Linked DNA regions of Homo sapiens: region 2 is linked to region 1. A link is an interaction called in ENCODE POLR2A ChIA-PET data of the cell type or tissue named here. Cell type or tissue: CD4-positive, alpha-beta T cell. All regions are shown on one strand. Links, peaks and the distances in the headings refer to the core of each region. The heading gives the core; the rest is flanking DNA. Region 1 has its middle 26 kb from the start of CCNE1. Region 2 overlaps C19orf12 (chromosome 19 open reading frame 12).

Region 1 (4,510 bases), core at 310-4,309:
TGGATGGATGGATGGATGGACGGACGCACGGATGGACGGACAGACAGACGGATGGATTGATGGACGAACGGACGGATGGATGGATTCTTACATTTATAGCCACTTTCTTACATTTTCATGCCCAGGAGACTATAGACTATCTTCTACTTGCAAAAGACCAAAAGATTGCATAAGATTAGAAAGCGAGACATTAACAGAAATTAATCAAGCCCCTGTCCAGGTTCTAGTCCTTTTTTGAGCAAAGGTGCCATACACCACGGAATCCCAGTTCCTGGCGGGGTTACCGGGGGCATGGCATCCAACAGCCCAGTCTGCAATGCACCATTAGACACACAGACAAATCCATCCCCTCTACTTTGGGGCAGCACTGTGATGAACCATCCTTGGGATACTGTCCCTTTTTTAAAAGGAAAAAAATCCAAAGTTAGTATGTTCCAGCAGTCACAGCCTGAGTCATCCATCCAGAAAGCTCTCTGTGCTCCTCTTGCTAAGCCCCTGAGTTATCTCTTGTTATAGACAAGTAATGAACATCCAAGCTCTGTAAGATGGTTACTTGGTCTGAAGCATTCCCTCCTTCTTAAAAAAAAAAAGTTTTATTTATTTTATTTTTTACATCTCTTATTATTTATTTATTTATTTTTTGGTAGAGATGGGCTCTCACTATGTGGCCCAGGCTGGTCTTGAACTCCTGGCCTCAAATGATCCTCCTGCCTCAGCCTCCCAAAGTGCTGGGATTACAGGTATGAGCCACCATACCCAGTCAGAAGGGTTGCCTTTGAAGTTCTGCATCTTCCATCCCTCTTCTAAGCTGTAGGGGATTCGCCCCAGCATTCAGGGCTAATGTAGAGGCTGCACGTTGGGGCCTGCAGGTCAGGTGGGTTGTGCTGGGGCTGCCGAGTCATTTCAAAACACTTGAGGCAATATTGAAAACCTGGAAAGTTCACATTCAGATACAGCTCCCCAGCTCTGGGCAGCCCTGCAGGCAGGGCATGTGGTCTGCAATATACCAGAATCCTCACCACCTCTACCACACCCTACGCTAAGGTCTCAGACTCCATTGCTGTTTACCTTCACAAACGCACTGCACATCTTCTTGGAGTAGACAAATATTTCTTGTAACTGTGACTATCAAAAGTGAGAAAACAGCTTTGAGTGCAGTGGCCCACATCTGTAATCCCAGCACTTTGGGAGGCTGATGCAGGAGGATCACTTAAGGACAGGAGTTCAAGACCAGCCTGGACAACATAGTGAGACACTGTCTCTACAAAAAAATTAAAAATTAGCCGGGCATGATGACTCATATCTGTAATCCCAGCACTTTGGTAGGCCGAGGAGGGCGGATCATTAGAGCCCAGGAGTTCGAGACCAGCCTAGGTGACATAGCAAGACCCCGTGTCTTTAAAAAACAAAACAAAAGTGAGAAAACTGTGTAGATCAAGAAGGTGGAGTGTTTCAAGAAGAATGGCAGAGAGGGAACATTTCTTCTAGAAATGCAGACTACTTGAGCATGTTTAATATTCAATACAAAGATGTCTTGGTGTCCAAAGACATCTTCTTTTATGGGCCTGGCTCCCATAGGCACCTGAGTTTGAGATTCCTGGATTTATAGGAGTCTCGGCTCTGACCCCAAGGTCCTGTGGGGCTTTCAGCTTGTCCCTTACTTACTATGGGCCTCAATTTCCTCATCTGCCCAATGAACACCATCTCTACTAAAAATACAAAAATTATCTGGGCATGGTGGTGCGTGCCTATAATCCAGCAACTCAGGAGGCTGAGGCAGGAGAATCACTTGAACCCAGGAAGTCAGAGGTTGCAGTGAGCTGAGATCTCACCACTGTACTCTAGCCTGGCGACAGAGTGAGACTCTGTCTCAAAAAAAAAAGTTGCTTTCTGTTTCTCTTCCAACTCTTGTCTTCCAGGTGGTGATGGAAGACTAGTTTGGGGATGTTTTCAGGTTTGCAATCATACTTCAGGGAACTCCCCTGCTTCCTGTCATGCAAAGGAGCTTTCATTTCTCTAGATGTCAGGGTGGGTGGGTGTGAGAGAGACAGTGGGCAGGACCAAAGTCAAACTAGCAAGCAGGTGGGCGAGAAGCTGCCAGGGGCAGAGAGAAGCCCGCAGCCTCCACCCCACACCTTACTTCTATTCCCTAGGCCTCCTGGTGATCCCTGAGGTGACCTTTGGCCCTCAGTCCCTCTAAGGCACATCAAGGCCGGAGGTGAGGCAGGTGTGATTCCAGGGCCGCTGCCGGGAAATAGTTCCCCCACACCCATCAAAGCCTGGTGCCTGAAAGGTAACTGGTTGTCTGGTGGCTCTGGAGAGAGAGATCCAAGGTGGGAAGGCGCTCAGGCCTCCCAAAAAAGCTTCCAGCACTGAGGCGGACTTTGCTCTTCCTTGAAGGGAACCCTGCACTGTGCTCCCGGGAAACCCCCTCTCTGATTCCACCACTGTGATGGAGAAAACTGAGGCTGCAGAAGAAAAATTGCAGCTGCAGAAGATGAGTGTACAGATCCCAGGAGTGATTTTTCCACACTGTTCATCTCCGTGCTATCCAGGGCAGCTGAAAAGGATGGCTCATCTGCGGCTTGAGATAGATGCAGACGTCAATAAGGAATTCACGGAAACACAAAAGGCGGGCTGGGTGGCTTTTATTAATTATATTTCTTCTATCTTCAAAACAATAACACATCAGTAATCTACGTTGAATGAGCCCAATTGATGCCAATGATTTCTTTTTTTCTTTCTCCTTTTTTTTTTTTTTTTTTTTGTGAGACAGGTTCTTGGTCTGTCGTCAAGGCTGGAGTGCAGTGGCACGATCTCAGCTCACTGCAACCTCCACCTCCCGGGTTCAAGTGATTCTCATGTCTCAGCCTCCTGAGTAGCTGGGATTACAGGCACCCGCCACCACACCCAGCTAATTTTTGTATTGTTAGTAGAGACAGGGTTTCACCATGTTGGCCAGGCTGGTCTCGAACTCCTGACCTCAGGTGATTCACCTGCCTCAGCCTCCCAAAGTGCAGGGATTACAGGCGTGAGCCACCATGTCCAGCAGTGATGCCAATGATTTTATCCTTTTGTTTCTGTTGGAGGGAAAAAAGAAAAAAGGTCTGTCTGCCCAAGCTAGTCAGCCCTCGCATGAGCCTGGAGATCAGCAAAGCCCTAGAAGCCCTTACCAGGGCCCCCTCACTGCCATTTTTGCATCCTGGCTCTCCCTGGCAATGCCCACAGCAGTCCTGCCTGGCAGTGCCCATCTGCTGTGTCCCCAGCCACCGTCCCCTCTCCTGCGTTCTTCTTTGCTATAGTCCCACGTAGAGGAGTTCTGACCTCAGTATTGAGTCCTCTCTTTGGGTGGAGGTAGAGGCAGGGTATGTGTGTATTGGGGGTCTGGGGGGCAGTGTTTAGAAACTGAGGACCCCTCTTGGTGCACCTCAAATCACATTCCTCACCTAACGGTTATTTCTGAAGAAAGAAAAGAAATAATCGGTTCTAGATTGCTTTCTTCCTACAATCCTTATCTATTATCATTAGATTTCACTGTTTGGCACACATTAGAAAAGGGTATGTGTACGGTGGGGCACACAGCAACGGCTGAAAGACTCACAGATTATTTGCCCGCTTCTGTCATCACTCTCCACCCCCAGATCCTAGGGTGAACTGTCAGGGATGGCATCGAACAGTTTCCAAACTTAAATGTGCTAAACCTCAGTATCCTTTCCTCCTCCTCCTCCGTGCCACCCCAGAACAGGCGGTGGCTGCACATCTGGCCCAGGAAAGAGGCACTGAGAAAAGCATTCAGGCAATATACAAATGAGAGAGACAGGTGCATACACCTGACATTTGTTATTATTTGGATACAAACGTCATTAGCATGTGAGCTTCAAACAGCCGCTAAAGTCTGGGCTCTGTGCAGCCTCCGCACCTAGATTTCACCAAAAGGCGCTTTCAGAATGGGGTTGGGATGACCTTTCCTGGACCCACTTCACCAGGTAGCCCTGGTTTGTGAAAATGACCTAGATAAGGCTGGGCGCAGTGGCTCACGCCTGTAATCTCAGAATTTTGGGAGGCCAACGTGGGTGGATCACTTGAGGCCAGGAGTTCGAGACTAGGCTGGCCAACATGGTGAAACCCCGTGTCTACTAAAAATACAAAAATTAGCTGGGCATGATGGCACACGCCTGTAGTCCCAGCTACTTGGGAGGCTGAGGCAGGAAAATCGCTTGAATCTGGGAGGTGGAAATTGCAGTAAGCTGAGATCGTGCCACTGCACTCCAGCCTGGGTGACAGAGTGAGACTCTGTCTCAAAGAAAAAAAAATGTCCTAATGGGGTCCCAACTCAGCCACCTCCACCTGCAACTCAGGCAGTTCTGGAATTTCCATGCAGGGGGCTCGAGGGTGACCTGCAATTAAAAATGGGGGTCACAGGCAGATACCCAGGATGAGTCTGCAACTGTGTGTTGACTGAGATAATTTGGAGCGAACCAATGGCGACAACAGAGGGTGTCAGAGTCCC
Region 2 (4,254 bases), core at 255-4,254, 130 kb before region 1:
ATGAGGTTTTTTTGTTTTGTTTGTTCGTTTGTTTTTAAGAGACAGTGTCTCTTGTTGCCCAAGCTGGTGTGCAGTGGTGCGATCATGGCTGACTGCAGCCTTGAACTCCTGGGCTACAGTGATCCCCCCACCTCAGTCTCCTGAGTAGCTGGGGCTAAAGGCATGCAACACTACGCTCAGCTAATTTTTTGTTTTCATAGAGACAGGGTCTCGCAATGTTGCCCAGCCTGGTCTTGACTTCCTGAGCTCAAGCAATCTTCCTGCCTCAGCCTCCCAGAGTACTGGGATTACAGGTGTGGGCCACCGTACCCAGACATGTGTGCTTTTCTGACCCAAGGATGATCCAGAAGCAGAAGTCCCTACTGTAAAATTGCTCTCCCAATCCTGGGATATAATTTTGAGCCCAGAGAACAAACCCATGAATCCATGAGAGGACCGCAAAGCCAGGTCCTCAGAACTTCTCTGCAGTCCCAGGAGAGCATCCTGCGCTCCTGCCCCTGTAAATTTCCCTTCTTTTTCCCCGTTGGTACACATTAGACCTGTGATTCTCCACAAGTGCACGGGAATCACTGAAAACCTTGTCAGATACAGCCAGTATGGGAGGGTAAGATTCTGCATTTCCAACAAGCCCCCAAAGTGCTCCTCTGATCTCACTTTGGGCAGCAAGACCCCAAGAGGGCATAACGCAGGACTCTGACATTCGTTACTCAGTCTTCAAATTCAGAAATTGCAAACAAGCACCCCTAGATATGTCTTTTTGTCCCCATGGAGTATGAGAGGCAGTGGGAGGGCAGGCCTTGTGAGCCCTGCTCACATAAGGGACTGGAGGAGCACTCAGGCCTGGGGGTCCCTGCTCTGGCTACCCTGTGCCCTGGGTCTCCCAAAACCTGGTCTCCTGCTTTCCAGGCCCTGCCCAGCTCCTTTGCTTGCTGACAGGTTGAATGCCTCCTCCTTCTCCCCAGAAGAGAACCCCCTTCCACTATTCCAGTGGTCAAGATTTGTTTACATACAAATGTCTAAACGATAAAATGGCATTATAACAGTGTCAGGACTGAACAGGCAGAAGCCACCTGGAAATGGGGAGACGGAGCGCAGAACCTGATTTATCCAGTCACCATGGTCCTGAAAAGCTATCACACAAACAAAATGACATAGATAGCTAGATAGAGATATACAGAGAGGTTTTTTTTTTTTTTTTTTTTTTGAGACAGAGTCTGCTCCGTCACCTAGGCTGGAGTGTAGCGGCGCGATCTCGGCTCACTGCAGCCTCCGCCTCCCACGTTCAAGCGATTCTCCTGCCTCAACCTCCCGAATAGCTGGGACTACAGACATGCACCACCACACCTGGCTAATTTTTGTATTTTTAGTAGAGATGGGGTTTCACCATGTTGGCCAGGCTGGTCTTGAACTCCTGGCCTCAGGTGATCTGCCTGCCTTGGCCTCTCAAAGTGCTGGGATTATGGGCGTGAGCCACTACGTCCAGCACAAAATGAGATATATTTGAAGTACATATTAAAGTAACCAAAGGAAATAATTTTACAGTAAAATCTTACAAAAAGCTCAAAATCCTGGTGTAAAATATCTAATCACCTTTGAGCTTAGTTCTGGTTTATATCCAGCTTTTCATCTGTCAATTATATTGGAAAAAGAGAGGCACTGCCCAGGTCTCAGGAGGGCCCCTTTGGAGGCTGCAAGGAACCTCCCTTTCCCCGGGCGTGAAGACCCTGAGCCCTGCCATGCTTGGTCTGCAAGGCTGGCTTCCAGGCCAGCACCCAGACACCACTCCCAAAACAGGTTTTCTGCAGTTTTGGGTCTGCACTCTCAAAACAGTTTCTGCACAGCAAGAAAATGCATGTAGAAGTGGAAAGAAGGAAGGCAGGAAACAGATACATAACCACTTTAGCTCTACTGGCTTCCCCCCCCAAAAAAAACCTAGCTTCCGACCTGCTCCGAATGACTTGAGGTGAAAATCTACAGAGGCTAAAGAGATGTCCTTGCAAAAATGCTACTTCCAGCTCTACCTGCTCCAGCCAGGCCAGCATCAATGTGAGAGGAGAGAGAGAAATCAATTAGGCAAATAGTTAGGGCAAGGGTCCTTGGCAGAATTCCCTTCTAACAAAAAGCAGCCTAAGAAGTCGTTGCCCTTTCAGGAAACACAGATAAGGAAGGCAAGCTCTAACACAGAAAGCGGGTCCCCTGTGTGACATACAGACATATGGTGGGCCCCAGTAAGCACAGTCCTCTCCCTTCTTAGAAATACTCAAGACACGGCCGGCCACGGTGGCTCACGCTTGTAATCCCAGCACTTTGGGAAGCCGAGGTGGGCAGATCACGAGGTCAAGAGATCGAGACTATCCTGGCCAACATGGTGAAAACCCATCTCTACTAAAAAAATACAAAAATTAGCCAGGTGTCATGGTGCTCGCCTGTAATCCCAGCTACTTGGGAGGCTGAGGCAGGAGAACCACTTGAACCCGGGAGGTGGAGGTTGCAGTGAGCTGAGATCACACCACTGCACTCCAGCCTGGCAGCAGAGTGGGACTCCGTCTCAAAAAAAAAAGAAAAAAGAAATACTCAGACACAGAGGCTTGCATGGCACTGATAAGAAGAGCTACCCTGGACCAGGCATGTCTACCTTGGAGTGTTCTTCCCCCCCACCACCCAACCTTTTTCACACATGCACAGTAGGAAGAAATAAGCAACATGGAGTAGTAACTCAGGCTAAGAAGCCCACATGTGCACTAGAAACAGTGGGGCGGGGGACTCAGAAATTCGCACCTTATGTAAATGAAGCACCCCTCCCACCAGCTTTTCTATAAAAACCCTTGCATTTCACTGTAAAATGGCAACCCATCTTTCTGGGACCCCTCTCTGATCCAGAGAGCTTTCTTTCTTTTGCTTATTAAACTTCTGCTCTAACCTACCCTCTGGAGTGTCTGCGTCCTTGATTTCCTTGGCCATGAGACCCAGAACTTCAGTGATATCTCAGACAATGAGGCAGGTTTCACTGAGACACAAGCCCAGGGTTCTGCAGAATGGGAGGGCCAGCAGCTATCACTGCGTGTGTGAGGGCAGGCAGAGGAAGTCACTGTGTTTTAATAGTCCAGCACCACGGGTAGAGATGTTGTGGCTGACTCCATCCAAGGTTCAATTTCTTTGTAGTAATCATTTCAGAAGTTAGAGCATTAACAGGCTCTTGTTGGGGAAGAAAGGTTAGTAACTCCATCTCCTGAGCCCTTGCTAAAAAGCTCAGCTTCCTGAATTCTCCAGGCTCACCAGATTGAGAGGGAAGCCCACCCTGCTCCTTCTCCCACCGCAAGGCTGCCTTTGTCTGTAAATGACAGGGAAGTGGGTGAGGAGGGAGGATGGGGACAGACCTTAGGGGGTGGGAGTGTGGCTCCCCCTCCCCCACTGTATCACACCTATTTCACACTCAGATTTATCCACATACCAGGCCTTGATCACAGGAAGCCCATCTGCCAGCCACAGGGAAGGCAAATGCCAACTGGAAGCCCCGGTTTCTTGCAGGCGCCCAGGCTGCTCTGACAGGTACAGAGAGACGGAGACAAGCCCATCTCACCGAGAGCGGCCTAGCTTTCTGAGTTTGGACCAGATTGTAAGAGATAAGGGAGAGGAAGGCTTCAGATAGCTATGAAGAGAGCTATCTGACCTCCAAGTACCCTTTTCTTTAACAAAAAATTAGATCTGGCTCTTGTCAACATTGACCTCCCACCTCTCCATACCCCAGCGCAAAGGCAGTAGGTGGATCCCACCAGCAAACAGTTTTGGATTAGCTCATAGTTGTTGTTTTTTTAAAACAAATTAGTTGCCAATATTTAAAAATCAGGAGATTTTGCATGCACCTCAGATTCCTGATTTCTCCTGAAAAATCAGAAGACCAGATCACATTGGACCTGCCATTCTGTGTAGCAATGGAGGCCAGGGCTGAGCAGGGGCCGTCCCCTGCCCACCCCCATACAGCAGGGCCCTGCCCTCCCTACCCCAGCTCCTCCTGGCAGCATGCACCTTACCTATCTACTTGATCAATAAACAGATCACTTCAAAGCTTCTCAAAGTATCCCTCTTTCTTTTTTTCTTTCTTTCCTTCCTTCCTTCCTTCCTTTTCTCTTTCTCTTTCGTTCTCTCTCTCTCTCTTTCTCTTTCCCTCTCCCCTTCCTTCCTGCTTTTTGTTGTTGCTGGTGTTGTTGTTGTTTTTTCCAGAAACGCAGTCTCCCTGTGTTGCCTAGGCTGGTC

The links. Peaks named below come from ENCODE experiments on the same cell type or tissue, not always from the same donor. Only the 100,000 strongest peaks of a DNase experiment are listed, where the experiment ranks them.
Region 2: POLR2A ChIA-PET joins it to region 1 with 8 read pairs; 13 of 35 experiments call an interaction of 5 or more read pairs at or near these places.

Annotation. Positions count from the first base shown.
Region 1 is chr19:29,835,678-29,840,187 of GRCh38, forward strand. No RefSeq gene overlaps it. Among named protein-coding and RNA genes, the nearest start is that of CCNE1, 26 kb to the left of the region's middle. RefSeq lists an enhancer at 1,770-2,049. In CD4-positive, alpha-beta T cell, for the core only: no CTCF peak of the experiment used is centred there; a DNase peak (open chromatin) is centred at 1,964; H3K27ac peaks cover 1,574 bases.
Region 2 is chr19:29,709,855-29,714,108 of GRCh38, forward strand. The region is part of intron 1 of C19orf12 (chromosome 19 open reading frame 12); the gene reads right to left. Among named protein-coding and RNA genes, the nearest start is that of C19orf12, 3.3 kb to the right of the region's middle. In CD4-positive, alpha-beta T cell, for the core only: no CTCF peak of the experiment used is centred there; DNase peaks (open chromatin) are centred at 1,927 and 3,429; H3K4me3 peaks cover 1,699 bases; H3K27ac peaks cover 2,694 bases.